7 separate regions of the Homo sapiens genome follow, and all the other regions are linked to region 1. A link is a contact called in ENCODE Hi-C or POLR2A ChIA-PET data. All regions are on one chromosome and are shown on one strand. The core of a region is the stretch at or near the end of the contact, and the rest is flanking DNA. Distances in the headings are between cores, read along the strand shown. Region 1 holds the start of DNAJC25-GNG10 (DNAJC25-GNG10 readthrough). Region 2 holds the start of ALAD (aminolevulinate dehydratase). Region 3 overlaps PALM2AKAP2 (PALM2 and AKAP2 fusion). Region 4 holds the start of CDC26 (cell division cycle 26). Region 5 holds the start of FKBP15 (FKBP prolyl isomerase family member 15). Region 6 holds the start of SLC31A2 (solute carrier family 31 member 2). Region 7 holds the start of ZFP37 (ZFP37 zinc finger protein).

The links. A loop is a pair of places that touch in the nucleus more often than their neighbours do. ChIA-PET counts read pairs that join two places held with the same protein, here RNA polymerase II (POLR2A). Pooled maps may share reads with other maps.
Region 2: a loop to region 1 is called in a map of B cell, with 8 times the contacts of the local background. The contact joins the promoter of ALAD here to the promoter of DNAJC25-GNG10 in region 1. A Hi-C loop is called at or near these places in 2 of 168 maps with a recorded cell type or tissue (B cell and CD8-positive, alpha-beta T cell), 2 of 37 single-sample maps with no recorded cell type and 8 of 50 pooled maps. POLR2A ChIA-PET finds 5 or more read pairs at or near these places in 1 of 52 experiments (CD4-positive, alpha-beta T cell).
Region 3: a loop to region 1 is called in a pooled map, with 5 times the contacts of the local background. The contact joins the enhancer-like site here to the promoter of DNAJC25-GNG10 in region 1. A Hi-C loop is called at or near these places in 4 of 50 pooled maps.
Region 4: a loop to region 1 is called in a map of CD4-positive, alpha-beta T cell, with 10 times the contacts of the local background. The contact joins the promoter of CDC26 here to the promoter of DNAJC25-GNG10 in region 1. A Hi-C loop is called at or near these places in 3 of 168 maps with a recorded cell type or tissue (B cell, CD4-positive, alpha-beta T cell and CD8-positive, alpha-beta T cell), 1 of 37 single-sample maps with no recorded cell type and 11 of 50 pooled maps.
Region 5: a map of CD4-positive, alpha-beta T cell shows a loop between it and region 1 (5-fold over the local background). The contact joins the promoter of FKBP15 here to the promoter of DNAJC25-GNG10 in region 1. A Hi-C loop is called at or near these places in 2 of 168 maps with a recorded cell type or tissue (CD4-positive, alpha-beta T cell and CD8-positive, alpha-beta T cell), 2 of 37 single-sample maps with no recorded cell type and 10 of 50 pooled maps.
Region 6: a map of B cell shows a loop between it and region 1 (35-fold over the local background). The contact joins the promoter of SLC31A2 here to the promoter of DNAJC25-GNG10 in region 1. A Hi-C loop is called at or near these places in 1 of 168 maps with a recorded cell type or tissue (B cell), 2 of 37 single-sample maps with no recorded cell type and 11 of 50 pooled maps.
Region 7: a loop to region 1 is called in a map of ascending aorta, with 5 times the contacts of the local background. The contact joins the promoter of ZFP37 here to the promoter of DNAJC25-GNG10 in region 1. A Hi-C loop is called at or near these places in 1 of 168 maps with a recorded cell type or tissue (ascending aorta), 1 of 37 single-sample maps with no recorded cell type and 7 of 50 pooled maps.

Annotation. Positions count from the first base shown.
Region 1 is chr9:111,629,461-111,633,768 of GRCh38, forward strand. DNAJC25-GNG10 (DNAJC25-GNG10 readthrough) reads left to right here and starts at 1,874. Exons shown (of 3, transcript NM_004125.4): 1 at 1,874-2,283. The coding sequence starts at 1,948. It overlaps DNAJC25 (DnaJ heat shock protein family (Hsp40) member C25), which reads left to right and starts at 1,874. Exons shown (of 4, transcript NM_001015882.3): 1 at 1,874-2,283. The coding sequence starts at 1,948. It overlaps LOC107987116 (a long non-coding RNA gene), which reads right to left and starts at 1,743. Exons shown (of 2, transcript XR_001746897.2): 1 at 1,580-1,743. RefSeq lists enhancers at 1,738-1,827, 2,558-2,607 and a silencer at 1,918-2,207.
Region 2 is chr9:113,399,149-113,403,456 of GRCh38, forward strand. It overlaps ALAD (aminolevulinate dehydratase), which reads right to left and starts at 2,136. Exons shown (of 12, transcript NM_000031.6): 1 at 2,064-2,136. RefSeq lists an enhancer at 1,292-1,872 and silencers at 1,888-1,937, 2,088-2,447.
Region 3 is chr9:109,970,178-109,974,485 of GRCh38, forward strand. The region is part of intron 6 of PALM2AKAP2 (PALM2 and AKAP2 fusion); the gene reads left to right. Among named protein-coding and RNA genes, the nearest start is that of PALM2AKAP2, 190 kb to the left of the region's middle. RefSeq lists enhancers at 2,095-2,304, 4,206-4,308. Within about 2 kb of position 2,139, at least 5 of the 41 ENCODE cell types and tissues checked have a DNase peak (open chromatin) inside an H3K27ac peak, as active enhancers do.
Region 4 is chr9:113,274,105-113,278,412 of GRCh38, forward strand. CDC26 (cell division cycle 26) reads right to left here and starts at 1,468. Exons shown (of 4, transcript NM_139286.4): 1 at 1,278-1,468. It overlaps PRPF4 (pre-mRNA splicing tri-snRNP complex factor PRPF4), which reads left to right and starts at 1,554. Exons shown (of 14, transcript NM_001244926.2): 1 at 1,554-1,666; 2 at 2,444-2,621. The coding sequence starts at 1,640. RefSeq lists enhancers at 579-1,434, 1,202-1,541.
Region 5 is chr9:113,219,253-113,223,560 of GRCh38, forward strand. It overlaps FKBP15 (FKBP prolyl isomerase family member 15), which reads right to left and starts at 2,025. Exons shown (of 28, transcript NM_015258.2): 1 at 1,939-2,025. The coding sequence starts at 1,991. It overlaps SLC31A1 (solute carrier family 31 member 1), which reads left to right and starts at 2,292. Exons shown (of 5, transcript NM_001859.4): 1 at 2,292-2,426. RefSeq lists enhancers at 1,824-1,953, 2,064-2,173, 3,014-3,203.
Region 6 is chr9:113,149,757-113,154,064 of GRCh38, forward strand. It overlaps SLC31A2 (solute carrier family 31 member 2), which reads left to right and starts at 1,251. Exons shown (of 4, transcript NM_001860.3): 1 at 1,251-1,324. The coding sequence starts at 1,319.
Region 7 is chr9:113,054,661-113,058,968 of GRCh38, forward strand. It overlaps ZFP37 (ZFP37 zinc finger protein), which reads right to left and starts at 2,064. Exons shown (of 4, transcript NM_003408.3): 1 at 1,897-2,064. The coding sequence starts at 2,028. RefSeq lists an enhancer at 1,695-2,264.

The sequences.
Region 1 (4,308 bases), core at 624-3,123:
GTGTCACTTTTTGCTCAAAGACCCCATATTGGCCTTTCCATTGCTCTTAAGATAAGGAACAACTTCTTTGACATGGGATAAAATGACCCTTTGCAACTTGGCTTTCTCCAGTTTCATCTCCTACACTCCTTACCTCTACTCCTAGTCATATAGGTTGTCTTTCATTTTTTGAAAAGCTTTATTATTATTTTTTTCTTGCCCATGGCTCGTTTCTCTTCTTGGTACTTATTTCACACTCCCTTGTCCCCAAACTCCTCTCTAATTCACATCCTTCAAGCCATTCTCTATTCGTCCTCCAAAGTCAGTTTAGCTGTCAGCTCCTACTGGAATTGATGCTTGTAATTGATCCCGATCCTAATAATTTCAGGAGACCCTCCCATGTGTTTCCATTCATTTTATCTTTCTCATTATATATATATATAAGCATATATATAAGCCATATATAAGCATATATAAACATATATGAGATACAAATGTAAATAAGCATATATGATACACAAAATTGTTATTATATATATAACTTTTGTATCTCATTACATATACATGTATCTCTCTCATTACATATATAACTGTATATGTTGCTATATAGTCCCATGCAATATTTAGTGGGCTGAGGTGAAAAATAGACACATATATGTTATATATGTAATGACAGAGACATATATGTGTAATGAGATTATATATATTATATATGTAATGAGGGAGATATATGTAATGAGAGATATATATTTATTCAATGAGAAATACAAAATTATAATGTATATTCATTATGTATTATAAGTATATAATGCTATGTATCAGTATTTGATTTCACTTTATTAAAAGAGTTGATTATATCTGAACGTTTATTTATTTGTTACTGACTGTCATCCTCCATCAGAATATATGCTCTCTGAAGTTGAGCTTCTTGTTTACTTTGCTCACCACTGTATCCCCAGTGCCTAAGTAACAGTGCCCGGCTCAGAGTAGAGACTCAATAAACATTTACCAGATGAATGATAGAAACAGATTTTTTGAGGCAAAGTTTTTCATGTTGCCATATAGTCCCATGCAATATTTTGGACATACTTATACTAAAAAATTATTATCTGAAATTCAAATGTAGGCCGGGCACGGTGGCTCACGCCTGTAATCCTAGCATTTTGGAAGGATCGCTTGATCCTTCCAGCAGGTTGTCCCGGGAACGCGCAGCCCAAGGTGGACGCACAGACCCGCGTACAGAGATTTTTTATTGTCATGACTGGGGGTGGTGGCACTACTGGCATTTAGTGTGGAGAGGCCAGATATGCTGCTAAACATCTTACAATGCAAAGGGCAGCCCCTCAAAGGCAAAGAATTATCTGGTCTAAAATGTCAATAGCGTGGAGGCTGAGAAAAACTGAACTAGATGGCTATGAACTTTCAGGGTCCCTACCTAGTACACAGGCAGCGCCTAGAATTGCTAAGTTCATCTTCCGTTTGGAAAGGCAGCATGGGGTTAGTGAGAGGAAGGCGCCCGGGGCTGGTGGCTGGCTTTAAAGGCCTACGTGCAAATCTTCTTGACGCTGATAACGGGATGCGAGAGAGCCAGGTAGGTTACCTATTGCAGCAGGTCAAGTGATGATGTCGAAAAGGATGCGTGTGCCGGACACTGTGGAAGGTAAAGCGCTCCGCACAGCCCGCCTAAGTGCGCCCGGGACAGAGCCATCCCCCAGGTGCTACCAAACAAATCCTCCAGCTGCTGGTACGGGGAAGGTGTTCAGTGACACACCGGAAGCAGCCTAGTGGCTGAGGCGTCCTTCTCCCTACCAACGGGTTGCGAAGGAAGTAGTTGCTGTAGCCGCGCCCTGTGCGCCTGCGCGGAGGCGTCGGCTGCTGACGTGTAGCTGGGGCCAGACGGGACTAGCCGGGCGCGCGGCTGAGTGCTGCAGAATCGCTGGGGTGGCAGAGCCGCCAGCGAGGCTGGGGATGGGGGCGCCGCTGCTCTCTCCCGGCTGGGGAGCCGGGGCTGCCGGCCGGCGCTGGTGGATGCTGCTGGCGCCCCTGCTGCCGGCGCTGCTGCTGGTGCGGCCCGCGGGGGCCCTGGTGGAGGGGCTCTACTGCGGCACGCGGGACTGCTACGAGGTGCTGGGCGTGAGCCGCTCGGCGGGCAAGGCGGAGATCGCGCGGGCCTACCGCCAGCTGGCCCGGCGCTACCACCCTGACCGCTACCGGCCCCAGCCCGGAGACGAGGGCCCCGGGCGGACGCCGCAGAGCGCCGAGGAGGCTTTCCTGCTGGTGGCAACCGCCTACGAGACACTCAAGGTGAGGCCTGCGGGCGTGGAGGGGCTTCGAAGACTGGCCGCGGGAAGCCCACGGCGCCTTCCGACCCCGGTCCGCGGAGCGTGGGCCTCTGTGACCCCGAAACTGAGCACAGCCACCACCGCGACCTTTAAGATACTCACGTTTCCCACGTGGCCCTGTGAAAGAGCCGAGTCGGCCCCACGGGGCCTTGGGGGGCACAGCTAGCCTCCTTGCCCTCTTCCTTTTTGTGACATTGTTATGCAAAACTTTGGCCATCTTACGATTTCGTGAAAATATTTTAATAACGTGCATTTCACATTCGAAAAGCAGGGTGATCATTATTAGTAGGATCTGGGGTAGCCCACAACAGGGAAAGTCTCGAATATCAAGTGACAACTGTGATCGCATCAGTTTGATATGACAGAAAATTGGTTTCTGGAAATAGTGTTAATGGTGACGCTTAGTTTGGGTTTAAGGAACTAAGAAAACACTGAGAAGAACAATGAACACCAGTCAAAAGGCTGGATGTGAGTCTTTGCTGTGACACCCCTGTATGACCTTGGATAGTGACTTATTATGTTGAAATAGCTGTTTCTTCATATGCAAAATTAAGGCCATGATACCTCCTCTCAGAGTTATTATGGGGATTAAATGATAAGTGTGCGAACCGCCCCCCTTTCCATAGGATCCATAAATAGGTGCTTAATGACTTGGGTACAAAACTCTGAGAATTTCTAGTAGGAAATATTTTGTGAATATGTATTTGTATTTCATTTGACAGGTTTTATTGAGTCTTGTGGGGATGAGAGATTTAGCCCGATGCTGTTTTCTTCTACTACTGCAAAAAATCAAACCATCTAGGACATCACGAAGTATAAATCGTACTTGATGGTGGTATTACTGCTTGAAGGGCCCCATCATACTAATGCGTCAGCGATTGTAGTTGTAAAGTATTTCTTTTCTAGCCTTTTTTTTTTTTTCCCGAGGCAAAATTTTCTATGTTGCCAGGTAGCCTGCTTTTAATGATTGTACTTTGAGTGGATATAATTTTACCTTGGATTGTTCCTCCAGATTGTTTTTCCAGAGCTGAAAATAGTCAAGGAGCTAACAACTTTATTGATGCCTTCCAGAGCAGTTTGGATAATTTGGAGTCATAAAATGAGTGGTGGAGGGGCGGGCCCTGAACTAGGTAAACTAGGTGAATTGAACTAGGTAAAATTTAATTTACCTAGTTCATTAAATTCTCACTAGCGTTAGTGAGATTGTAATTTTTATTGGCAGTTAACTGAGGGATGGCTGGGGAACTGGGAAAGTGCTGAGGCCCCAAAGGGCTTTGTTGCCGATTATGTAAAAAGTGATGGAAAAAAGACTCCAGAAAAAATAGGAAAGAACTCTCCATCCAAGGCACTTCAGCATATGAAGCTCCAACCTCTGTTCCTTGTAGTCAGCCAGAAGCCCTGCTGGTGCGTGAGGGAGCCCTGGACCAGTGTGTGAAATCATAATGGGATTTACTAGGGATAGTAAAATTGATAGGATTAGGGATGTTAATCATGTTAATTTGTTTCAGGCGCGAGATGGTAATAAGGTTGTGGTGCTTGAATTTAGGTTGAGTGTCAGGAATGCAGTAGTTGTTAGGATGATATAGATAATTAGGTTAAAGATAGTGATATTTGGATTGTATATCAGTTATCCCATTATGATTTCACACACTGCTTTATAAACTAAGACCATGCAATAGTATTTAGTGTGTTTGACTTTTGGGGATTTAGGGAGTTTATGGACTTTGGAAGTTAAACAAGTGGACGCTTACCCTCTGTGTCAACCCATCTTCTGGAAGATGGAGAACTTCCAGAAGAGAGGGCAGCAGAAACACTGCCAGCTGTTGCCTTCTGCTGGGCTTTGTAGGAGTGGAGATGAGTAGTTTTGGCATGAGAATGGTGAGCATGTTGGTAAGAACTTTGAAAACAAGTGCCATGATTAGAGGGTAGAAATAGTGATGGTAGAGATTCCTGCTGGGAGGGCCACCAGGAGAGACTGATCAGTGCC
Region 2 (4,308 bases), core at 886-3,385, 1.8 Mb after region 1:
ATGCTCTGCTGTGTAATTTTGGGCAAAGTAATTGACCTTTCAGTGTTCATTTCATAATCTACAAAATAGGCATGATATCTCTAACTTGCAAGGCTGTGGAGATTATTGATAGGGATAAGGTAGGTGTCTGGCACCAAGTAGCTGCACAGTAAACATGTAGCTACTTTTATTACTATTAGGAGTGGGGCTGGGTTGGAACGAGATGTCCTGGCACAGCTCTGTGCCTTCTGCACCTCACCAGATGGGAATATGAGCTCAAACCCTTGTGGGCCACAGGGTTTTCCAAGATTTCTGAAGTGGAGTCCCTGCCTTCCAGCAGGTTATGTGGTGGAGGAAAAACAAAATAATCACCACCGGGCTGCCAGAGTAGAGGGGTGGACCAGGTGCTGTCAGAGGGACTGTGTCTCTGAGTCAAGGGTGGTTTCATGGAAGAGGGGACAGTGAAGGATAAGAAGTGTTTCAGATTTAATATGAAAGTATCTCCTCCCATGGAAGGCAACATCCCCAAACTGGGAGTAACTGAAGTTGGGCCCTGAGCACTGCTACCAGGAGGGGCTATGAGCTTCATGTGCCACCCCCCACCCCTGCAAGTTGTACTATGCTGAGGATTCCAGAGGCTGTGGGTCTTCGCACAGAGGCTTAGGACCTGCTGCCAGCCCTGGCAGGCTCTGCCACTGGCCAGGGAGGAGGCAGTCAGGAGAGCCAGCTAGATAGAAGGTGGCCAGAACTGAGAAATCCAAAGCCCCACAAAGGCCCAGGAGAGCAGCTGTCATGCAGTTCTGAAAAGAGATGAAGTGTTTATTCAGCCAACCCACATTTCTTGAATATCTACTATGGGCCTGCTGAAGTGCTAGACACAGGGATTAAAGAGAAGAATGAGACCCCAGCCTTGCCCTGGGGCTTTGAAGAGCCTGATCGCCTCTGGGGTTAGCCATTTAGACGTAGGAGAAGCTGCCATTCCCAGAATCCTAGAATATCTTGGCTAAGAGTCTTCTTAAAGTTTGCTGATTGTATCACTGAAACAAGGGTGAAACTGGGCTCAGAGAGGGGTAGACACAGGCCCAGGATCACGCAGTGGGTCAGCGGCAGATCTGGGGGAAGGTCTCCAGCAGCCCAGTCCTCAGTGCCCACCATGACACCTCCATACTTTAAGGATAGATATCAAATCTGTTTCCCAGCAGGTTGGGCTTGTGGAGAGCTTTGGGTGAGCCAGACTCTGGGCCTGGCTGCTGTTGGTAGCAGGATGGTTAAGTATGTGGGCTCTGGAGTCTGATAGATGTGGGTACAAATCCTAGTTCTGTAGCTTTCTAGTTGTGTGACCTCAGTTTCTTCGTTTAGTAAATGGGGACTAGAACCGACCTCAATGGGTTGTTGTAAGAAATGAATGGGTCAGGCCGGGCGTGGTGGCTCACGCCTGTAATCCCAGCACTTTGGGAGGCCGAGGTGGGCGAATCACCTGAGCTCGGGAGTTCGAGACTAGCCTGACCAACAGGGAGAAACCCCATCTCTACTAAAAATACAAAAATTAGCAGGCGTGGTGGCACACGCCTGTAATCCCAGCTAGTTGGCAGGCTGAGGCAGGAGAATCGCTTGAACCCGGGAGGCGGAGGTTGCAGTGAGCTGAGATCGCGCCATTGCACTCCAGCCTGGGCAACAAGAGCGAAACTCCGTCTCAAAAATAAATAAATAAATAAAATAAATGAATGGTCAATGCACGCAACGCTTAGTACAAAACGGCTGTTATTGTTTTCACCTCCCTACCCCCCCACCAACCACCACCCGCACCTCGGGTTCTGCATCGATGGAGTCTGCCCAGGCGGTATCCGAGAGGGTGAACCCCAGAGAAGAGGTGCGGAGCCCCGAACCCGGGCCCCCAACCTCGGCTGCAGCGGGATAATCCAGCCCAAACAAACGCTCCACGGGACTCCGTGCACGGCTGCACCGCCAGGGCTTCAGGCGCACAGCACAATCTGGGGACGCAGGACTCTTGGTGCCACAGTCCCCGCCTCGCCCTGGAGCCGCCCTCCAGGCCCGCTATCTCCCCGCATCCAGCCCCCGCTCACCTGCCTCCCTAAGGGCTCCCGGCCGCTGCTCCTGTCACCGCTGTCTCCCGCTCCGGTCTCCCACAGACCGCGTAAGAGCGGGGGGGGCTCACCCGGAAGCAGCTTCCCCACGGTCCGCCCCCTCCACAGTCCAGGCCACGCCCCCTGAAGGCGGTCTTCTGGGGGGCTCCTCCGCTCCAGCCGCGGCCCCGCCCACACGCAACGAGGCCTGGCCAATTGGGTGTGTCGAGGGCCTGGAGGGCCCGCCCGTCCCCGCTCCGGGCCCTGCGCTTGTGCAGCGAACTGCAGGAGGGAGGCCACGAGGGGGCGCAGGAACCGCTTGGGAGGGTCCCTGGGTGTGAGCCGGCCTCGGAGGCGGTTACAGCCCAGGTTTCACTTCACAGCATTCCTTTGCCCAGCCTAGGGCAAACTTGGCTCTGGTTAATGGCTTGGTGAAAGAATAATTGGATGTCAAAGCCGTTAAAACAGCACCATTATGCCTAACACAGTATTAGCTAAGTCCATTTTTGCGGACTAAGCTAAAGTTGTTGAGTTCAGCGCCAGGCTTCCAAGTTTTCAGAGAAAATTTGTACCAGCTTCATTTATTTCTCAGGGTACGGCAATGCTATGAGTTGAGAGATGTGATGTGAAAGACATGGGCGTTTAGGAAAACTCCAAGTCTTGATAGGGGCATCAGACCTATGATAGGTACAATGATAGATCCGATCAAAGGTCTTTATGGAGATTGGAGATGTGCAGAGGCAAGAGGGATCTGGTGAGGCTTATGGGGCCTGGGTAAACCAGTAGGATTGGATGAGTAAAATGGCGATCGGGCATCATCGCCCTAGCGAAGCAATGCCTTTCAGGTGGTTCTTCAGGGATTATTGAAAAGTTGACTTTCAAATGTAGAGGACACTAGTGGGTTACATTACACTTATTCTCAGATTTTATTTCTCAGCCCGGTTCGGTGGCTCACGCCTGTAATCCCAGCACTTTGGGAGGCCAAGGCGGGCGGATCTCTTGAGGTCAGGAGTTCAAGACCAGCCTGACCAACATGGTGAAACCCTGTCTCTACTAAAAATACAAAAAATTAGCCGGGCGTGGTGGCGGGCTCCTGTAATCCCAGCTACTCGGGAGGCTGAGGCAGGAGAATCGCTTGAACCCGGGAGGCGGAGGTTGTAATGGGCTGAGATCATGCCACTGCATTCCAGCCTGGGTGACAGAGGGAGACTCTGTCTCAAAAAAAAATTTTTTTTTAAATTTCTCAAAATCTGTACCCCAAACCTGTTGTATACTTTATATTTTAAATTTAAGGGGCCTAGCGGCGTAAGGCTAGGGAAATATGACACTGCTTAGTTTCCAGCTACTGGAGTTCTGATCTGTATTCAACAAGGAAGGGGATAGAAAGCAAATAATGTTTGCTGTGCATTAAAGAGTCAGGGACAGTACCATGCATTTTACATTCATTTATCTAATCTTGACAGCAACGATGTTACTATTCTCACTTTACGGATTGGGAAAACAATTGCCAGCTAGATTAAATAATTTGCCCCATGTTACACTGGGCTCTCTCTGCAATGCCTGCTAATAACCACACTCCATAGGGGCAATTATTATTTGTTTTTTCCTAGATTCCCTGCCCGACATTTCTTTCCTGACACTCATTCCTTCCCTGAGGTTATTGGTAACTAAAAATAATTAGAACCATCTAAGAACCCAAATAGAACGGGAAATTTTAAAATGTTGCTGTTTGGTGTAGCTTATTTCCCCCATGTCTTTTCTTCTTCTTGACTGAAAGACCTGTTCCCACTCTCCCCCCAGCCTCCACCTTTTGAAACATTTTACCTTAATCTTTCAGTATTGTGAATGCAATAATATGAATAAATCTTAAACATATTGTTGAGTAAAAGAAGTGAGACACAAAATAGTATATAATATGATTTCATTTATATTAACTACACAATCAAGCAAAATTAAGCTGTGTTGTTAGGACTCAGAATAGTGATTTCCACTGGGGAGATGGGGAGGATTGAAAGGGAGATTAGGCTGGGTGTGGTGGCTCACACCTGTAATCCTAGCACTTTGGGAGGCCAAGGCTGGTGGATCGCTTGAGCCCAGGAGTTCAAGACCAACCTTGGCAACATGGCGAAACAGTCTCTACAAAAATTACAAAAAGTAGCTGGGCATGGTGGTGGACACCTGTAGTCCCAGCTACTTGGGAGGCTGACATGGGAGGATTGCTTGAGCCTGGGAGGTCAAGGCTGCG
Region 3 (4,308 bases), core at 889-3,388, 1.7 Mb before region 1:
CAGAACAGTACTTTTGTAAAGTACAATGAAAGTGAATGATGAGAAAAGTAAAATTTTTGAAAGACACACAGAATACAGGTACTGATTTTTTATTATTAGATTCAATAAATTGTTATTAAGGGTTCTAAACATATTCTTTCCATTTCTGCACTCACTTGGTCACCGATCAGTAACCAACTGTGGAGGGACACGGATTGGTGGGCCACTCACTTTGAGGAGCGCTGCCTTAGAGCACTCAGGAGGGAGCAGTGAGTCCTTCTTCACCTCTAGAAATGTGGAGCTTAGTGAACTGTAGAATCTTCAAGGGGTTAGGGTAGAAGCTGGAAACAAGGACAGCCTTTACCTAGTGAGCCAAGAAACTAAAATCCAGCCTCCTCTTACAACTACTTACAATGCAAAAAGAATTACAGTGTAGGACTATGGAGCCTGCCTCTGGGGCAGGCTGCCTGGTGATACATTCAGCACTGCCACTTACTGCCTTGACCCAGGATGAGTTAATAGCTCACAGCCTCAGTTTACTCATCTGTCCAATTAGGATAGTAGTACTATCTCATAGGGTTTTTGTAAAGACTGAAGTTAATAAGTGCATAATCACATAGAGTTGCTCTTGGAAAATAGTAAGTGCCTGTGAATATTAAAAATTTCCTGGCCAGGTGCCGGGGCTCATGCCTGTAATCCCAGCACTTTGGGAGGCCAAGGCAGAAGAATTACTTGAGCCTAGGAGTTTTGAGACCAGCCTGGGCAACATAGGGAGACCCTGTGTCTACAAAAAAAATTTAAAAAATTATCTGGGCATGGTGGCATACACCTGTAGTCCCAGCTACTCAGGTGGATGAGGTGGGAGGATTGCTCAAGCCCAGGAGGCCGATCACACCACTACACTGCAGCCTGGGCAACAGAGCAAGACCCTGTCTCAAATAAAATAAAATAAAAGTTTCCTTAGAAAGAAAGCTTCAGGAGGTTAGGGATCTTTATTTCCTGATGTTTCCCAAATGCCTAGAACCATGCCTGGCACATAGCAGTGCTCAGTAAATATCAGTGAATGAATCCATCTCCTTATCCAATGCTGAACTTCAGGCTTCCATGTTTATCCCACTCTTAGTCCCTTTTTTTTTTTTTTTTTTTTTTTTTTTTTTTACAGAGAAAAGGGGTCTGTTTGCTCTTTGTGTTCTTTGTGTTCATAGTGTTTCCAAGCCCCAGGCCATTCAGAGCTTTTGTCTCCAGTGCCCCACACATTCAAGAAAGACTTGAATTGCCTCTCAGGTCTGAACCTGTTTTGTGCAGGGTGTCCAAGCTGGAGTGCAATGGACCGGTCTTGACTCACTGCAACCTCCCACTCCCGGCTTCAAGCGATTCTCCTGTCTCAGCCTCCCAAGTAGCTGAGATTACAGACGTTCGCCACCAAGCCTGGCTAATTTTTGTATTTTCAGTAGAGATAGGGTTTCACCATGTTGGTCAGGCTGATCTCGAACTCCTTACCTCAGGCAATCCGACTGCCTCAGCCTCCCAGAGTGCTGGGATTACAGGCGTGAGCCACCGCGCCCAGCCAAGATACATTGTTGCAGAGTGTAAAACCAGATCTTGTTGACCTGGCATTTAGACCTTCCAAAATCTGATTTCCACCTGTGTTTCTAGGCATGTGACCCACTGCACACTACACAGCCCCCACAGGGACCATTTCTCCTACCCTGAGCAAGCCATTCCTCCAAGACACACTTCTTTGCAACTCCTGCCCGTTGAAAGATTACTCATTCTACCAAGCCAGGCTTAAATGCTGCCTACTCTCTGAAGCTGTCTCTGATATTCCACCAGAGTTCGTCTCTCATCTGCACATCTACTAATTCTCTGTTCTCAACTCCTGTTCAGAAGACCTTGTAATCAAGTTCATTGTTTGCACATCTGTCCCTTTACTAAGGTGGAACTCCTTAAGGACAAGGGACCATATCTTCAGCAGCTCTGAATAGCATTGGTGCTTCATGCAGGGCCTTGCCTATAAATACAACTTCAACAGGTGGGAGTTGTTGGTGGGTTCCCACCTGCAAGCATAAGTCAGCAGGCTTCACAGTGAGTGGCCTAACATAGGTGTGGATCAGAAGGAAATGAAAGCTTCATTCTAGCTTCCCCAATACTACTTGTCTCTTACCATTCCGTTGTCTTGAGTATTCTTTGGGGAACCTGCTGATATAGGAGGAACAGTGGCTTCAATCTGAAGGACTGTGCCAGCTTAGGGTGAGTATGACTCAGTCTGGAAGCAGAAGCAGAAGGGAATATGGTTTTGTGGATGAACGTGGGAGACAGCATGGCATGAGGTTAGTGCTCTGAGGTCTGGTGCATCTGGCTTCCTGTCTAGGCTCTGCTGCTGACTGGCTGGATGACCTTTAGCGTATTCTTCATGCTTTGATGCCTGTTTCCCCATCAGTATACTATAGACAATGTTGGGACCTCCCCTAACCCCTGCCACTAGGGGCATAATGAAGAGGAAGCCAAGGGGTGTGCATATGACCCCACCACCAGTCTGCAGGGAATGCCACAAAGATGCTAGCCTTTGCAAATTCTGGTGCAGTGTTACGAGGAGACAAAGTTCACAAACATTACCTTGCCCCTGGGTACCACGTGACTTTTGTCTCCCTATATCTCCTGCACAATTGCAAGGATTAAACATGCTAATATGTATAACGGACTTAGCACCCTGCTCTCCAATAATGGCTTAATAATGCTCTGGTTTCTCTTCAGATCATATAAATCTTTCACCTTTTACCAATAATGGCTTAATACACCTTTTACCAATAATGGCTTAATACACATAAGCAAAAAGACTCAGTTAATATAGGCTATAAGTTGGAATCAATAATCCATGAAAGAAACCCTGGATAGGGTTTTTAGGACACAGGCACTGCTATACCCTAATAGAATGGATCAACTTTCATTCAGTTAAAAAAAAATCTACTTCTTTTTTATGCCACAAAGTGCCACCTTAAATTTATCTTAGTGATTGAATGTCATACCCAAAAGAATCAAAAGCACTGGAGCAGTTGATCTGGTAGAAACTTCAGCATGTGTTTGTTCATTCCACAAAGGTTTACTAAACCCTTGCTTTGTGACAGGCACTGTATACCAGTTGGCCTTCTCTCTACATTATGCTGTTGCAACAGGCAACCCCAGTAATGGTTTCTTTCTTGCTACTGGAGCTCTGTTCTAGGTGTCTTCATTCCTGGACCCAGGCTGCAGGATCAGCCCCTATATGGAACATGCCATTCTTATGACAGAGAGAAAGGGGTACTAGGAGAACCATATAGTGGCTCTTAAAGTCATGCTTGGATGTGGCACGTGTAGCTTATATTCCATTGGCCAAGGCAAGTCACATGGCCAAGCCTGGCACCAATGGGGTAGGGGAGTATCCTCCTCCCATAGAGCAGCACTGCAGATCTCTTGACAATGAGTGAGGATATATAATCCTCCCACAGGGAAGGCAGAAAGGATTTGGGGGCAATAATACTGTCTGCCACATGCTGTCATGAATGCTATCTAGTTTTAGTCTCTTGATAACTCTGTGAGGTAGGTATTATTATCCTCATTTTACAGAGTGGAAAATTGAGGTTTGGTGTGGCTAACCAACTTGCCCAAGATGTAGCCAGTAATAAGCACAGCTGCCTGAATCGAAGCCAGTACCAATGGTATATAGCCAGCCTTGGGCTTCTTGAGGACTCATTTTCATATAGATGTTGTCATTCAGTAAACATTGATAAAGCATCTACTATGTGCCTGGCGCTGTGCTGGGCATTGGAAACACAGTGATGTGCAAGACAGACACTCTTCCTACTCTCATGGAGTTTAGAGTCCAAAGGAAGAGAGAGGCAGACAGGACACATGTAAAGTATGACTGGTATGTGCTTCTATGAGGGAGATGCAGACTAAAGCAAGAGTCCATGGAGAGAGCATGCAACCAGACTCAGAGCATAAGAAATGGACATGTCTCTGATGACTGCACAGAATGTAAGAGCTGGAGGACTGGGTCACATGGCTGTTGTCAAGGCCCTGCCTGGCAGGGTGAGTGCCAAGGGCAGTTTCTGATTCAGAATTCTAAAGGGCACTCACAAGAGTTCAATGCCGATGGGCATATGCCCAGCCTGTTGCTAACGGGACTGGACAAACCAGTGGCTGTGTGGCAGGAACCTACCATGTGCTTCCGACTAGTGAGTCTGACCCAAAGCCCTTTTCAGGCTTCTTCTGGGAGTGTTGCCTCTGCCTTACCTACACTCAGAGCCATGCATGCTGAAAAAAAAAACCCAAAGACCCAGAGATGTCAAC
Region 4 (4,308 bases), core at 218-2,717, 1.6 Mb after region 1:
TTAACACAAAAACCCTGTGAAGTTGACAAAATGATTCCTATTTCACACATAAAGAAGTCATCGAAGCAAGCTGTTCAGTTTGGTTAATAATTTTAGCCTCCTATAAAAATTATAAAGGTCAACATGATAAGCATTAAGTGAAAATGATGGAAGTGAAAACTCCTTGAAAGTATGTACAGATACAAATTATTACACGTATCTAGGATGAAACTAAGGACTGTGAAGTATACAAAGGAAGAAATAGTTCCTTCTCCCATGAAGCTTAGGATACTACAGGTGATATTATCAACACAAAACACTGGCACATTACATTTCAAATTCCTTTGTACTAAATCAGGCATTATCTTCTACCAGATTCCAATGCAGACAAATGGTAGAGAAAGCCAAAGTTCCAAAGAGGGAAAGAGAGGGATAGGGATACCTAAAAGGGGGAAAAAAAAATCTATACATTTTACCTTTTCTGCAAACTGCAAAAAACTGGCCACTAGGGAGCAGTATAGATTAACAGTTAAAAGTGCTGGCTGTAGAGGTTAAAGGGCACAGGTTTTAATCCCACTACACCACCGATCCTGAACAATTCGTTTCATTTCTCACTAGACCTTAGTTCCCTCATCTGTATCCTACTCTGCTGTTGTAGGAAGTCAATAACGTAATACAGAGTAAGCTCTTGGAATATTATTTGGCATTTAATAAATGTTCAATAAATAACATCTATTATTGCTGTAATTGTTCTAGGGGGTTGCATGAGGATCTGGCCAGCTAGGGAAACGTCAATATTTTGAGGATCTCCCACCGCCCATGTGGGGATAAAAACCTTATCCTGTTCGTCTCTAATGCCCCAGCATCCAGCAGGGCAGAGAGACGTACAGAGTTACCTGACACCTTCCTATCCATCATCTTACTCTCAATCTGATACAAAGACCAGGCTGAAGACAAATCAACAAAATCAGGCCGAAGCTCCTCCGCCGGGTCTTTATTTGACTTTGGCACTAGCGGGCTCTTCTAGCTTAATCTCCCGCCGCAGCCCAAATCCACCGCCGAGCCATCAAGCTCAGAGGGGGAGCCTGGGAAGACTTCCGGACCATGGAGGAGAACAGTCCTCGTCCCCTAGCTCCAGGCCTGTACCTCGGAGCCCAGGCAAGGGTTTCTATGGTAACATGGTCCTCGGCTCCAAGAAGACGTAAACGCCCCCGTACGCCCGGGGGGCACAGCGGACCCCGGAAGCCCTTGACTCGCTCCAGAGTTCAGCCCCGAGCCGCGCGAGTCGACTCACCTACCTCTTTTCAAGCCGGCCTAGCCCCTTCCCGGAACCTCGGCTCCCCCCCAACGAAACTACTGCTAAGCCAACTGGACTACACTTCCCAGACTGCTTGGAGCCTCTCTCTCCGCAGAACCTCGTCTTCCGCGAGCTTTTCCTGGAGGTTCTAGGAGGGATGCCCCTCAATGCCACGACGCCATTTCCTACTACGACTTCCATCATGCTCCGCGCCGCTCCGGGGGCGGTGACCCCTCTTGGCCCACGTCTTGTCAGTGACGCACTTCCTGTCAGTGACGCACTTCCCCTCTGCTGGGCGCGCGGTGGACGGTCTGAAAGGGAGTGTTCGGGTTTCGCTGGGGCCTCGCGGCTCCAGAGCCCAGCATGGCTTCCTCGCGAGCCTCTTCCACGGTACAGAGCCCGGGATCCCAGCTCACTCTGGCAGGGAGCGCTAAGGGGGAAGGGGATCTCTGCGGGAAGGGGCCGTTAAGGAGCGGGAGAAGGCGGTGGAGGGCTGAGGAGGAAGGCTGCGGGACTCAGCGGTGTCCTACACAGCGGACCACCGTTTTCCTGATCCCTAAGCGCTTTCGTGGACTGTAGCTTATTTGCACCTCTCCCACTACAGCCCCAAAGGGCAAGCATCTCTTCCGACTCATCCAGTAACGGTGCTCTGAAATAGGGAAGTGTCTTGGCCAAGGTTTATGCCTTTGGCAGATCTCAGAATTTTAATGAGACCTACTAACTCCTACTACCTCACGTCTAGGAACGTTTGAAATGTATACACTTGTAATGTTGTAACTTGTTATCCTTTAGCACCGCGTTGGTTATTTCATCTATCCTTAGTATTTCCCCAGTGATAAGCAGTAATCCGGGAAGCATAAAACACGAGATTGAACACTTCCAACGGAATGAAGTAAACAGATTTCAGAGCAAACCTTTCATAGGAAAATACCCGAGAGAACCTCACTAGTTTTATTAATCCCATCAACCAAAGTGAGGGACTGAAACACCCTCACCCTACCTTCACCTCCTCAAATCAATGAAGAGCGTCTTAAGTAGTGTCCAATTTGTCCTTTCAATTACAGAGGAAACAGGACTGTGAAACTCAGGGTGAGCTTCATCCTCTGGTGAAGTCCGGTAAATTGCCAAGATTAAACCTTAGTTTAATGCAGATCTTTGATTTAGCAGGCAACCAAAACTAAAGCACCCGACGACTTAGTTGCTCCGGTCGTGAAGAAACCACACATCTATTATGGAAGTTTGGAAGAGAAGGAGAGGGAGCGTCTGGCCAAAGGAGAGTCTGGGATTTTGGGGAAAGACGGACTTAAAGCAGGGATCGAAGCTGGAAATATTAATATAACCTCTGGTAAGATGCAAATTGTGAGCCCATCTTTACCTCTTTGTGTAATGAATACCTTTCTAAACTTAAATACCACAGTTTTATAATGTCAAAAAATTACAATTTTTTTTTTTTTAAACAGAGTCTCGCTCTGTCGCCAGGCTGGAGTGCAGTGGTGCGATCTTGGCTCACTGCAACCTCCGCCTCCCGGGTTCAAGCAGTTCTCCTGCTTCAGCCTCCCGAGTAGCTGGGATTACAGGCGCACACCACCACGCCCGGCTAATTTTTGTATATTTAGTAGATATGGGGTTTCACCATGTTGGTCTGGCTGGTCTCAAACTCCTGACCTTGTGATCCGCCCGCCTCGTCCTCCTAAAGTGCTGGGATTACAGGTGTGAGCCACTGTGCCCGGCAGAATTTCAATTCTTAAACTTGCAGCTATAAGGCTGTATTTTGCCTACCCCCTTATTATCATGCAGAGAGCCTTTTTCTTACAATCTGTTATATAGTTTTTCTTCTATGAGTGAGCAGTCTTATCAAAAATTCAGTGTACATTTGGATTCAGATTGATTCCATTTGTCTTCTGGAGATCTAACATAGTTCTGGCATTGGTTTGCAGCTAGAGTGGTTCATGATATTCTCCCTTTTGAAGTTTTGTAATTATTTTTTACCCAAAGTGAAATCTTTTTGTGTGTGTGTGTGTGTGTGACAGGGTCTCACTCTCTTGCCCAGGCTGGAATGCAGTGGCGTAACCTTGGCTCACTGCAACCTCTGCCTTTTGTGTTCAAGGGATTCTCCTGCCTCAGCCTCCCGATTAGCTGAGATTACAGGTGCCCGCCACCACACCCAGCTAATTTTTGTATTTTTAGTAGAGACTGGGTTTCACCATGTTGCCCAGGCTGGTCTCCAACTCCTGACCTCAAATGATCCGCCCACCTCGGCCTCCCAAAGTGCTGGGATTACAGGCGTGAGCCACTGCACCTGACTGAGCTATCTTTTTTTATTATAAAAGTAATAGTGGCCAAGCCTGGTGGCTCACACCTGTAATCCCAGCACTTTGGGAGGCTGAGAAGCGGGAGTCTGGCTTGAGCCCAGGAATCCAAGACCAGCCTGGGCAAATAGTGATACCCCATCTCTACAAAAAGTAGAAAATTAGCTGGGCATGGTGACACGTGCCTGTATTCCCAGCTAATTGGGGTTCTGAGGTGGGGGTTCAAGGCTGCAGTGAGTCATGACTGTGCCACTGCACTCCAGCCTGAACAACAGAGCGAGACCCTGTCTCAAAAAAAAAAGTTATTTTCTTTTAAAAGATCAATGTATAAATGTGTGAAGTAGAAAATCCTGTATTTTTAAAATTAATTGATTGTATATCTTTCTGAGAATTTTAATACAGCTAAAAAGTATGTAATTTTTTCCATAAATGAAAACACAATACGTAAATTGTTGTATAACCCCCATTTTTCATTTATATACCATTGAGGATATCTTTCCATGTCAGTAATGAGAGGTCTACTATATTTTAAAAATAAAATTATGCATATTTGTCCTAAGAAATTCAGACAATGCCAAAGGGCATAAAATGAAGACTCCTCTGCAGTAGGGACATCTGTCAGGTTTCTTATTGATCCTCCCACACATTTTCTAAACACATGCACTGTAGCCTAGTGACTTTTTAAACTTTTAATACTGTTTTTAAACATAACGTCACCACTGT
Region 5 (4,308 bases), core at 775-3,274, 1.6 Mb after region 1:
AGGCTTGAATATCCTTCATGAAATCAAGCAAATCATGTGTTTAAATCAAGAGACTTGGAACTTAAGCAAGTATACTTACAGTAATATATGGCTATAAAAGAGGAAGTGAAAAGTAGCTGCAGTATTCACTGTCATATGTTCTACTTCCTTAGAGAAAACCAAAAAAGGAATAGCTAAATCAGAGAATTGTGGTGAAACTTTCTGTATTCTCAGTGTTAAATTTGATTTGGTTTTCCTGATAACTGTGGGGAACAAAAATAAACTATAACTTTCCTCAGTATGTCTTTTACCATCAAATTAGCTGTTGTCTATGTCTAGGAGCACAGTCACATGCCTAGAATTCAAGTGTCTCAGATCCTTGAGAAGCCTGCTCAGGAAAAAAGAATAGTTGAGCCACCAAGAATTTATCTCTGGCCAGGAATCTGGAAAAGAGCACATGGCTGTCATTACCTATCCCATAATTTTCAGTCAGCTTGGACTGATTGTTGCATGAAAATTGGGAGCCCTAACATTACAGACTTCTCCCAAATACTTTCACATAGTGAAGAATGCGAATTTAAAGTGGAATAGGGAAAAAAGGAACAAAAGCACAGCTTAACTGTAAAATAACTGAGAAACGGAAAGAACTCAAAGTGGAACTAAGTGAATGCAGGCCATCTAAAGACGGGGTAGGAAGGGAACAGAGTGGTGAGAGTGAAAAAGACTAAAAGGTAGGTAATATAGAGCTAGTCAGTGTAAATCAAAAATTCCTACTTAAGGACAAAAGAAGGCCAGTGTCATTTTATGGTCATTCATCTATTAACTCATTTGTTTATGTATTGTCTATGACTACTCTCACCCTACAAGGCAGAACTGAGTATTTGTGGTTGCAATAGAAACCACATGGCCCAACAGATCTGGAAGCAACTTAAGGGCAGGCACAGCAGTTTAATCATTTTTGTAACCTCTTAGCATTTAGCAGAATAAGGGGCATATGTGGTGCATTTGTCATTTTTCCAGTACATTCTTCAGCACGCACAAAATTTGTTAAGCATATGTTCAAAGAAAAGCTCTGCAATGATCAGAGCTTGGTAGCTCACAAGTTTGGAGGAAGTCAAGCTGTCCACTGGCACAACACAATGGAAAAGGCTAAACTGACTACTAAAAGAGACAAAACCCTTCCTCTCTTTAAAGATTTCTATTCCAGGCTGGTATATATTAATATAATGCTTGGGGAAACTGGAGAATGACAGAAGTCTGTTACGTTGGTTTTAAGCTTTAAGCTTTACAAAGTGCAATTTCGCAGCTATTATTCATTCAACAGCCACTTCCTGAGCACTCACTATGTGCTAGGTACCATGCTGCATGCTAGACAGAAATGAACACCATAAGCAGTCCCTGTCCGGTGAGGACTCATAATCTAATAGGTGCGGGGTATAAGAATAGAGGCAAACACACCTAGCTGCAGGAATAAGGAAGAGAAAGCAATTCATTCTGCCTGAGGTTGCAGAAGGAAAAGCATCCAAAACGTGACATCCGAGCTGGGCCTTGAAGAATGCTAGAGCTGACCCACCAAGGCCTGGTTCTAAAGTGTCTTCGCCTTCTCCATGGAGAAAAGAAGTCTCACATCAGCCCCAGCTGACTCCTATAAAAATTCTGAGGCAGGAAGTCTCATCAGCAATCATTCCCATTTCACCGGAGAAATTGTGACCCAGAATGCAAAAGGCAAACCCAGGGCTATCTTCCCGCCAAGAGAGATGCCGGGTCCCGAACCTCAGATCGGCAGGGTCAGCACAGTTGCAAGTTCTGCCCAGATTCTGAGAGGTGTAGAGCACCGGAATGTGGCAAGGGTCTCCCCCCGGAAGTTGGGAAAAGGCCTGAGAAGAGATCGACCCCCCTCCAACAATCCGCCGGTATCTCTCAGCCACGCCCTCCAGCGCATACTTCTCAGTCACTCACCCGCCGCTCGGCGAGAGGAAATCGGTGTCGTCCTCGTCCCCCGCACCGAACATTGCGTTGGCTTTCACCGGGTTGCGGGGAGGAAGCTGGGTATTCCCAGAGTCCCAGGGCCTGTCACCGCCGACGTCGTAAAATGCCGCGGCGGCGTGCTGCTTTCCGGCAGGGCGAACTCCAGCACGGTCTCTGGACCGAAAGTAGACTGGGCTCTGGAGAAGGTGGGGCAAAGGCAAATGAGAGGCTCGCGCGGGCACGAGCGCCGAGTGACGTCAGGCCTCTCCAGCCCGCAGCGGGGCGGAGCTTCACAGCCCCTTGCAGGGATTGGTCGGTAATGCTAGGGGGCGGGAGGGGGCGGGAAATCCTCGGCCTCGGTGGCGGTGGTGGACACGTCGAGCCGGGTAGAAGTGGAGGGGCCGTTCGAAGAGTCGTGAGGGGGTGACGGGTTAAGATTCGGAGAGAGAGGTGCTAGTGGCTGGACTTGACCTGGAAAGGTAAGGCTTCTCTCGGCCCCTCTTTCGCACCCCTGTGCATGGGTACCGTCCTTTTCCCAGCGGGACAAGGACCTTCCTCGCCGCTTTCCTCAGCTCCGCGGAAGGAGAAAGAGCTCGGGACTGGAGGGTTAAAGACTGGGGCTTCGGCCCGGCCCCTGCAGTGGCATAGCCAGAGTGACCTTGGGCCGGGGTGCTCGGTGCCTCAGTTTCCCCGTGTATGCAACCGGCCATTTGTCCAGTTCTTCCATGTGCCTGCTGGTCCAGAAGATTTTAGAGCTCAGAGGCCATGGATTTCAATCCCGGCCTCCTCGTAATCTCAGAATTTACAGATAGGGAGACGAAGGAACTAAGCACCCGGGTGACTAGTCCGAGGTCACAAAGAGTAAAGGGCAGACTGAGACTGGATTCCTCGTCCTTTGATTCAGGACATAGTGAGCTAGTGGGTGAACAAGAACCTTATCAGCCCTTAAGCACTGTGTGCCCTTACAGAGTGACTATTGAAAGACTGTAGCATACACCTCGAGGAAAGTCCCCTTTCTAGAGTCCACCTGTATTCTACGCGGATGAGGTGCAGAAGAGCTAAGATATTCTGGCGGTGGGTGATGGAAAGGAGGATACTTTGGAGGCAGACACATCCCCACCCCAACTTTGGCGTGGGTTTCCCTGGGTCTTCCTGCGACAGCCCTAAATCAACATCAATTGTGGCGGACTCCTCTGCCTCCAGTTTCCACCCTATCTGTATCTTACATAAGTATTTCTTTGGTTAACCTGGTATCATTCTCGAAACAATCCTGGGGTAGTCCTGGCTTAGACAAGGTGTGGCTAAGGAGATAGTGTCCCAGCGTAGCGTCCACAGACTCACTGGAGTTCTTGGGCTTCCCCTCACAGTCAGGTTGGTACTACAGGTGTCCCTTACGTGAATGTTTCAATCTGTCAGTATGAAATTGAAATGAAATGATTGGTAGCTCCCTCCCAGAGAACTTTGCACCTCCTGGCAAAGATGTTAAAGCAGCGAAGGCTCACAGTTGGAATGATGCAACTGGAATCTAAGCACTAGAACCGGAACTGGAACTAGAATCTAAGGACTAGCACTAGAACTGTTGCAGTAGCTCTGTTTAGTGTGTGAACTTGGCTACCTCTTGGAGGTGTTGGGGGAGTAACTGGATTAAGTACCATGGCACTTTCTAATCCCTCTCCCCAACACCGGTCACTGTGATTGCAGCACTGAAACATCTAAATGTTTAACAGAAAGAGCTTGCTAGCCCCTGGCTTACATTATCTATGGTATTTTTAACATGGAATGAATACTTAAAGTCACTTGCAAAGCAGTCTCACTGCAGAATCTTTCTAGGTGTTTATGACATGTCCTTCCAGCCTTTTCTTTAAAAAAAAAAAATGGCCAAGGGAATATTTGAACTCTTATCTTGTATTCTTGGGTGGAGCTGATTTTATCCTGGATGTTTAAGTAGCTTTTGTAGGTACTCAGGAATCCTAAAATCAATAGCCTTTTTGGTGATTGGAACATCACGAACATGCATACGCAGATTATCACTGTAGAAACACAGCTGCTGATTCTCATTAGCAGTATGAGGAGGAGGAAGATGATGGTGAGTCTTGCCAGGCTTTGAACTGCAGGACTGGGTGCACCTAAAAAAAAAAAAAAAGAAAGCCACTGTCTTCCTAAATTCGTGTATCTTCAGATTGGTAATACTGGACTAGGAATCAGGAAATCTGAATTCCTGTCCCAGCCCTTATAACTCACTCTGAGTTTGGGCCAGGCTCCCTAAGCACTGTAAAATGAGTGGATTAGACCTGGACTTCTACTGAGTAACTGCTGGGGATACAAAGGTAAGTAAGGCACAACCTTGATCTCAAGTTTAAA
Region 6 (4,308 bases), core at 1-2,500, 1.5 Mb after region 1:
AGATGGCTCACGTCTGTAATCCCAGCATCCCAGCACTTTGGGAGGCCGAGGCGGGCAGATTACGAGGTCAGGATTTCAAGACCAGCCTGACCAATATGGTGAAACCCCGTCTCTACTAACAATACAAAAATTAACCAGGCATGGTGGTGCGCGCCTGTAGTCCCAGCTACTCGGGAGCCTGAGGCAGGAGAATTGCTTGAACACGGGAGATGGAGGTTGCAGTGAGCCAAGATCGCGCCACTGCACTACAGCCTGGGCGACAGAGCGAGACTCTGTTTCAAAGAAAAGAAAAAAAGCTGTGTGACCCTGAGGATTCTACCATTTACTGAACAAGCTCCCACTGCCAGGTTACATGATAATTTAACATGTATGTTTTCATTTAATCCCTATGACATAGATTTTATTATTATTTTCATTTTACTGACCAGAAAACTGAGGTTCAGAGATGTAAGCTATTTGCCTACGGTCCCAAAGCCAATAGTTGATGCGTATGGATGTGAACTGAGGTTAGCTCCAGGCTCAAGGTCTCTGCTAATACTGTCCTTAGTAAGGTTTCTCTGAAGAGCCTCTTTACTCATAGGCTGATTAGCAAAGGGTTCCTAAATATGCTTAAGAATCAATAACCATTAAAAATCCCTCACCCTACAAGAAACTCCCCATCAAAAAACTGGATCAGTGAAATGAACAGGCAATACACAGAAATGGAAGTACCCGTAAGAAAAATAGTTTACTACCCTAGTAATCAAAGAAAAACAAAATTACACGGGTGTATTCCTTTTGGCTTATCAGATTGGAAAATATTTTTCTAAAAAGAAAAATGTAATTATCTTGTAATGACTACACTAAAAATCTAGGGCATAATTGACTTAATTTACTCCAAATGTGTTGCTATTGCGTCCATAGCACGGACTTGCCCATTTCAACTCAATATATGTTACGCTTGGGGTAGTTTATTACAATGAGCAATAAACATTCTCATAATCGCCAAGACAAGCCAAGTGCAAAACAGGAAGGGCGAAGACAGAGGGCAGCAGGTGGTCCCTCTCGCTCGCGACTCCGGGAACGCCAAGCCTCAGCCCTTGGGAACCTGGGGCGAGGCGCCTGGGTCTCGGCCAGGGGGCGCGCCCGAGGACGCCGAAGTAGGGCGCGTGTGGGGACCACAACTCCCAGGCGCCCGCGCGCCGCCTCGCCCGGACCACGTGATCCGTGCGGCCAGGGTAGCTATCGCGGCGGCGGCGGCGGCGGCGGTTGAACTGACTCGGAGCGAGGAGACCCGAGCGAGCAGACGCGGCCCTGGCGCCCGCCCTGCGCACTCACCATGGCGGTAAGGGCCGGGCGCTACGGTGAAGAGGGTGGGCGGTTGGGGCGGGGTCTCCTGGAGCTGCCATCTCGGCACCCCGAATCCTCGCTGCCGCTGGCCCGGGGCTGGTGAAGGGTGTGTTGGCAGCATTGCCAACAGCTGGAACAGGGTTGGGGGACGCGGCAGGTATAGGTTGCGGTGGCTCTGTGGTTTTCCTCTTTATTTGTCCCTCCTGCTGGGAGGCAGTCCGGCTAGGCGAGCAGTTACCGAGCGCCCGCGGTGGCGCGGCTTGAGAGTGGGGGCGCGGTGGCTGAAGACAGCTGGGTCCGGGGCCCCCGGCCCCGGACCTCTGGCCGGCGCCCCAGGGCGGAGAGCAGCGCCTTGGGAGATTCCAGGAAGGCTTCCACGAAAGGGAAACCCCCGGCGCATTTCAGCCCGCAGCCCCGCGCGCACACCGAGCGCACATCCCCGGCCCTGCTCTTGTCAAGTTTGTAGCCTGATTCTTCGGGGAATAAAACAGAACCAGCTACTTTCCAGCTTCCCTACACTTTCAGTCAGAAAACAGCGTTTCAGACAAGCTGTTTTTCTTGGTAGGGTTCACCTGGGCTGGAGAGAACGACAGCTTGCAAGACTCGTTCGTCTTTGAAGAAGTCATATCATTTTCTTCATCCCATGAAGAATGTCATAGAATTTAAGATACAGGAAGCTCAGCCTGGGCAACATAGCTAGACCCCGTCTCTACAAAAATTAGCCACAAGTGGTGGCAGGCGCCTGTAATCCCAGCTACTCGGAGGCTGAGGCAGGATGAGGAGGATTGCTTGAGCCCAGAAGTTCCAGGCTGCAGTGAGCCATGACCTTCGGCCTGGGCAACAGAACAAGACGTCCTCAAACAAACAAAACAAAAAAAAAAAGATATAGGAAGTGTATGTAGGCCATTTAGTGAAATGATCAGCCGTCCTTTAAAAAGGGAAATAGATGGAAAGCACTTGCAAAAGTTCCCCAGCCAGTCAGCCTAGCAACTGGGACCTTCATCTCCTTCCCAACCCTTGTTTACAAATAAGGAAGCTTTTCTCAAAGTGTAAGTAACCCCAAATGAAGAAATATAGAAGAAAACAAGTTCCAGGGATTGCTCCCTCCTTCACCACAGCCCCACCCTGAAAAAAGCACAAATCAGTTAAACTTTCAGAGGCCAAGATTCATCCCAAGTAGGAAAACAAGATTGGGGCCCTGCCCCTTGCCTATCTGACCACAAAGCCCTTTAATTGAAAACTGTAGCCCAGATCGCTTCTCTCAAGTCAGGGTGTGCTGACTTCCATCTTTTCCTCTAGCAAAAAGGCAAAAGTAGAAAGGGTTGAGTGACAGGTGAGTCTTCGTCCCTCTGGGGCTTCGGACTCCGTGGGTGTTTCCAGCTCTGAACAAACCATACAGTTCATCTTCCCAGCTATCTCCTGCTTCTCTGGCTTCAGAACCATCCTAGCCAACTGCTCTCTGGCCAGGGCAGGTGTCTCTCAGGCGGCTTGGTCCCCAGCACCCCCAGGGAGCCTCCACTGTGCCTCCCTTTCTCTGACCTACAACCTGTTGTAATTATTTGCTCACTTAAATGTCCCCCCTCATAGACAGGTAGCTCCCTAAGGGCCAAAGACTTGTCCCATTCATCTCTGTATCGCCAGGGTCTGCACAGACCTAGCACAACAAAAAGAAATCTTTCAAATTACTCTTACTGTTCTGTGGGTGTTCAGGTCTATGGCAAAACATGTCTGGGCTGTTTTGGGCTCCTAAGATAACTGGCCCAGGCCCAAGGATGATAGAAGGAAACCAGTTATGGCAACTCCCTGACTGATTAATTAGCCACTAGGGACATTCCATTCATACCATCTGCTTTACCAAATGGACTCAGAGAAGGGGTGATGGGTGTCACCCCTACCTCTACCTGGCAGAGATGGTGCTAGAGGCTTCTGCTGAGGATGAGGCCATCTCCGGTGTAAATGGAGTTTCACAGTATTGTTTGTACCTGTTTGGTTTTGTATATCAATCTTGCGTAAACATTTTGCTGTGTCAAAATGTTTTTTTTTTTTTTGAAAGCCTAACAGGAGAGATCTCTGAGTAGTAAGACTCAAAATGATTTTTTACTTTCTTTTCGGTACTGTGTCAGCTTTTTACATTGAGCTAGTGCCATTGGGGGTGGGGGGTAAAAGCTATTCTTATTTTTAAACTCTTCAACATTTTTTAAAGTCTTCAACATGATCTTTATCATGTTGTGATGTGACCGCCTAGATTTCCATTTTGAAGCTCTCATATAATTTACTTGACCAGTCCCTACTGGTTGACAGGAGACCATCATGGTTCCTATGATTTCTCAAAGTGTGACCCCCAACAAACACCTGTCCTAGAAACACCTGTCCCAGAAACACCCAGTACACTAAGGTTTGAGAACCAGTACAGGCTTTCCAGAAAACTCTCTGGCTCTGGGTACCTGATTGCCGAGTGACCATGGGGAGATAAGTGGGCTTTTATGTACCTTCCTTGTTAAAGAGGTTAATAATAGTAGGCACCTGCGGAGATGTCACAGGGAGTGACACATAATAAATGGAAGGTGAACGTGGTACAGGCACATGCAGTCCCTCAGAAGACACAGAGCTGTGTGGCTGTTCTGTCCAATCAGATGCTTTCACATTTCTTTCTCTGTCCTGCAGCTCCACGGTCTCCAGTGAGCCCAGTCCCTGGGTAGGCGCAGGCAGGGGTTGGTGACACAAGTCAGACCCCTTTTGGCACTGAAAGGCATGTTAGCTGAGTGTAGGGAGTAGAACAGCCAGGTTAGTCCCAGGTCTCTACCAAACCCCAGGCTGCAGCGTCCAAATCTGAGAGATGCATAGATGTGGTGCCCCATCCAACCCGGAAACAGAGGCACACTCACTGTTATTGTTGTTGTTTTTGAGACAGAGTCTTACTCTATTACTCAGGCTGGAGTGCAGTGGCATGATCTTGGCTCACTGCAACCTCCACCTCCC
Region 7 (4,308 bases), core at 814-3,313, 1.4 Mb after region 1:
AATCACCATCCATCCGGTTCTTCAGGTTAAAAGTCTAGATGTAAATCTCGATTCTTCTCTTTCCTCATACTCCATATATCAATACATTAGTAAGTTCTATTGCTTATCTCCAGATGTATTCTGAATTTGATTTCATTTTGCTGCTACAACTCTATTCTAAATCACCATAATCTCTTGTCTTTGACTATTGCAAAAAGTTCCTAACTGACCTCCCTATATCTACCTACTCTTGCCCCTCTGCAGTCCGTCTTCCATGAGGTAGCCATGGTGATCTTTTCAAGGTGTCAGTCAGAACAGATCATTCCCCTGCTTAAACTCAATGGCTTCTCACTGCATCTAGAATAAAATCCAAATCCTTACACTAGCCAATAAAATCCTACATTATCTGATACCTTCCTACCACTATGATTCACAGCTTTCTACTTTCCCTCTGACTGTGCTCCAACAGCACTAATCTTCCTTCTCTTTTTTAAGCACACCAAGTTTACTCCTACCCCAGGTCCTTTGCAGTTGATGTTTATTTCTTCCTGAAACACTCTTTCTTCAGATCTCTGCATGGCTGCCTCCTTGTGATGATTTATGCCTCAACCCAACTGTCATTTGCTAAGGAAAGCTTTCCATGACTAACCTGGCTAAAGTCATGCACTCCCTACCCTCAATCACTCTGTACCACACCATCCTCTTTTACTTACTTCAGCACTTATTAGTGTCTGGAATAATTTTATTTGTTTATATTTTATGATATCTTTCATATTTCTATAATGTAAGTCATTGAGGGAGGGATTCTGGTTTTGTTTCCTGGTGTGTCTCCAGCATTTAAAACATTCCCTGGTTTTGAGGACAAAGCAGGGACTGCAAAACAACAACACCAAACAAATAAAATAAAAAATACCCCCTGGCATAAAATAAATGCTCATCTTACAGACTGTTCCTACTGTTCCTGCAAGTTTTCAATCACTGACACCCAAATACTCCCCAATCACTAACCTTCACAAACTTCTCCCAATTATGGATCTCTGCAAGTTCCCAACTATCACTCTCCACAGAACAATCATTAACCTCCACAGATCTCCAATCACTGACCACCAAAGAACCCTCAATCATTAAATGCAGCAATCCCCTCAAACTCCTGACCCCCTTAGACTTCTAGTCACAGAATCATAGAGGATCTTCAATCATTAATTCCTACTAATCACCTCATTACTCAAAGCACAGTTATTACTGCTAGACACCACCTAATTATTGACCTGCATACATCCCCAATTACCTTTTCTCCCCAGATGACATACAAATCATCTACCATCCCCAGAGACACCTCAACATTGACTCCCCAAACTCCAACAGTCATATTCCCCCCTCACTGGCCCCCCGATTCCTCCATTACCCACTGACCCTCAAAGATACTGCTAATCAAACTTCCACAGACATCACCGTCACTGACTCCCAAGCCCCAATCTCTGATGCTCCCAGATGCTCCCAATCACTGAATTTCCCAAATCCTAACACTGACCCTCTTTGATAACCCAGGCTCTAACCACCACAGGCACCCATAATCGCTGGCTCCCATAGACATCCCAAACCGCCAACCCCCACGGTCCTTCCCTATCTCTGACACATCACAAAGCCTCCATTTCTGATCTCCTTCCAAACTCCGACACTCGGTGACTGCCACAGACGCCTCCCCATCATTGTCTCTGCAGATCCCTCCTAATACTGATATCCTAAAGCCAAATCATTAACCCCACAGATAACTCAGAACACCGACCTCCCAAAAGACCATCTAGCATCGATTCCACCAATTCCCAAATCACCTATCGTCACAGACTACTCCAATCACTGCCCCGCAAGTACACCATCTCTGACCGCCAAAACACCCTGTCTCATCACAGCTCTCACCGCGGCGCTGGCCTCGGGCTCGGACACAGCCATCTCCAGTGGTCGCCCGGCCTCTTTGGTCGTTTCCGCACTTCTCCTCCGGTCCACGGTCTCTGGCTTTGTCAGAATCTGGACGCCGCTGGAGACCGACATGGCGGCTACCCGGAGGGCGGCCTTAGCGGGTCCGGCAGCCGCGATGGCGGCGCCCTTCGGTAATAGCGCACGGGCGCGGCCATCTTGGCAAACACTCAGCCGTACAGCGGAAGTGCGGGGACTTCTGGGACAATTAGATCGGGAGGTGGAAGCTGGCGAGGGCGTTACTTGCAGGATGCAGGAGTGATGCGATCAGAGCCAGCCGGAACCGAGTTCCGTTACGCACTACAGGACTGACCTGGGCCTGACAACCCACTGCCGGAGTTCGGATCGCATCACTGCCGGAAGATATTTTACAGAATTTGGAATTGCTTTTCCGAATACATGTCAGTGCGGCCAGCGGCTAGAAGTCCGGGAATCACAACGCTTAGTGCGGACTTTAGAAAGGCAGGATGCGAGAAATTGGAAGCATAACGGAGAAAAGCCTGATCGAACAAATAACATTATTTTATAGGGAGAGGACGTTAATCTTTGAGATATACGATAAATCTTTTCATATATAGTATAAGAACAATAAGAAAAACTGAAACAGAAACTTAAGTAAACACACCACTCCTCCGTGAGAGCCCGGGTTTGGTGAAGATATTTCACCAGAATAATCAAGCACTTGGAGAAATAATTCCTTAATGCGCCATTTCATGCATTAATTGCATTCATTGAATATGTGCAGGTTAGGTGCTGCGCTATGCAAGGTACTGGAAAAAGAGTGGAGAGGGGTAGGGATGATGTAAGTCCAGAGTCCAAAGGCCAGAAAACCAGGGTCTCCAATGTCAAAAGGCAGAAGATGAATGTCCCAGCTCAAGAAAAAAGAAAAGGTGGGAGGGAAGTGGGGATACTTAACGGGTTTTTAAAAAAAAAGAAAAGAAAGAAGGAATAAGACCTAGTATTTGATAGCACTACAGGTGTATATATCCAATAATAATTTAGTTGTACATTTCGAAATAACAAAGTATAAATGGATTGTAACACAGAAGATAAATGCTTGAGGGGATAGATACCCCATTTTCCATGATGTGATTATTGCACTGTGCATGCCTGTATCAAACTACTTCATGTACCCCATAAATATACTCACCTACTATGTACCCACAAAAGTTAAAGATTAAAAAAAAATAGAAAAGAGGATTCACCCTTCCTTTTCCTTTTTGTCCTTTCAGGCCCTCAGTGGATTAGGTGGTGGCCACCCACATTGGTGGGGGCTTTTTTATTCAGTTTGCTAATTCAAATGCTAATCTTTTCCCAGAAACACACTAACAAACCCAGAAACAATGTTTCACCAGTTTTCTGGGCATCCTTTAGCCCAGTCAAGTTGACCGATAAAATTAACCATCACCCTAACCATGATATACACAGACTTCCAGGTTACAGAATCTGTGAGATAATAGGTTTGTGATACTTTAATCCACTAAAGCTGGTGATAATTTGTTATCCAGCAATACTAAACTAAGGACTCAGTGAAGACTGAAAAATAATTGATGGCTTGAAATTACTCTTCACCTACTTAAGACACGGCCCCCTACACTGTGTTCCTGACAGAGTATTCTTTGAGCGTCACCTTTGTACGGATAGGCAATTGCTTTGTTTCTGCCTCAGATATGGTCCTGACTTTAATTGTTCCTGATATTAGAGTCGTAAAAAGGTACAATATTTTTTTCAATACCTCTCCTTTCCTTTCTTCCTCACAAATCAGAAAGAGGGGCAGTTCAGTTTCTCAAGGATTTTCTTGAAACCAACATATATATACATAATATATACATATATATACATATACACATATATACACATGTATACATATATACACATATATACATATATACATATATACACATATATACATATATACACATATATACACACATATATATACATATATACACACATATATATATACATATATATACACATATATATATATGTGGTAGGGATGAGTTAGTACGGAGGATCAGAACATAATGTTGTACTGTTGAGTATATTCATTCGAGTAGACCTGAAAATTCTCCCGACAGGGACAGGGGAAGCAAGTGCGGCGATAACTGTGTGAATTCGGCTGATTCTAGTGAATTCCCTAATGAAGAGGTCACACACGGTAAATATGTATGGTATTTATTGTCATTCATACTTGAAGGCACCGGGAGGGGAAGAAAATATTAATCAGGCAAAAAAACGTAAAAGAGACATTACTTCTATGAGACTCTAGCATTCGTAGGAACACTCTCTGGTTCACAAGGATTGACCGAACACCTCGATATGTGGCTCTCCATCTGAGGCTTGCTCCAAATG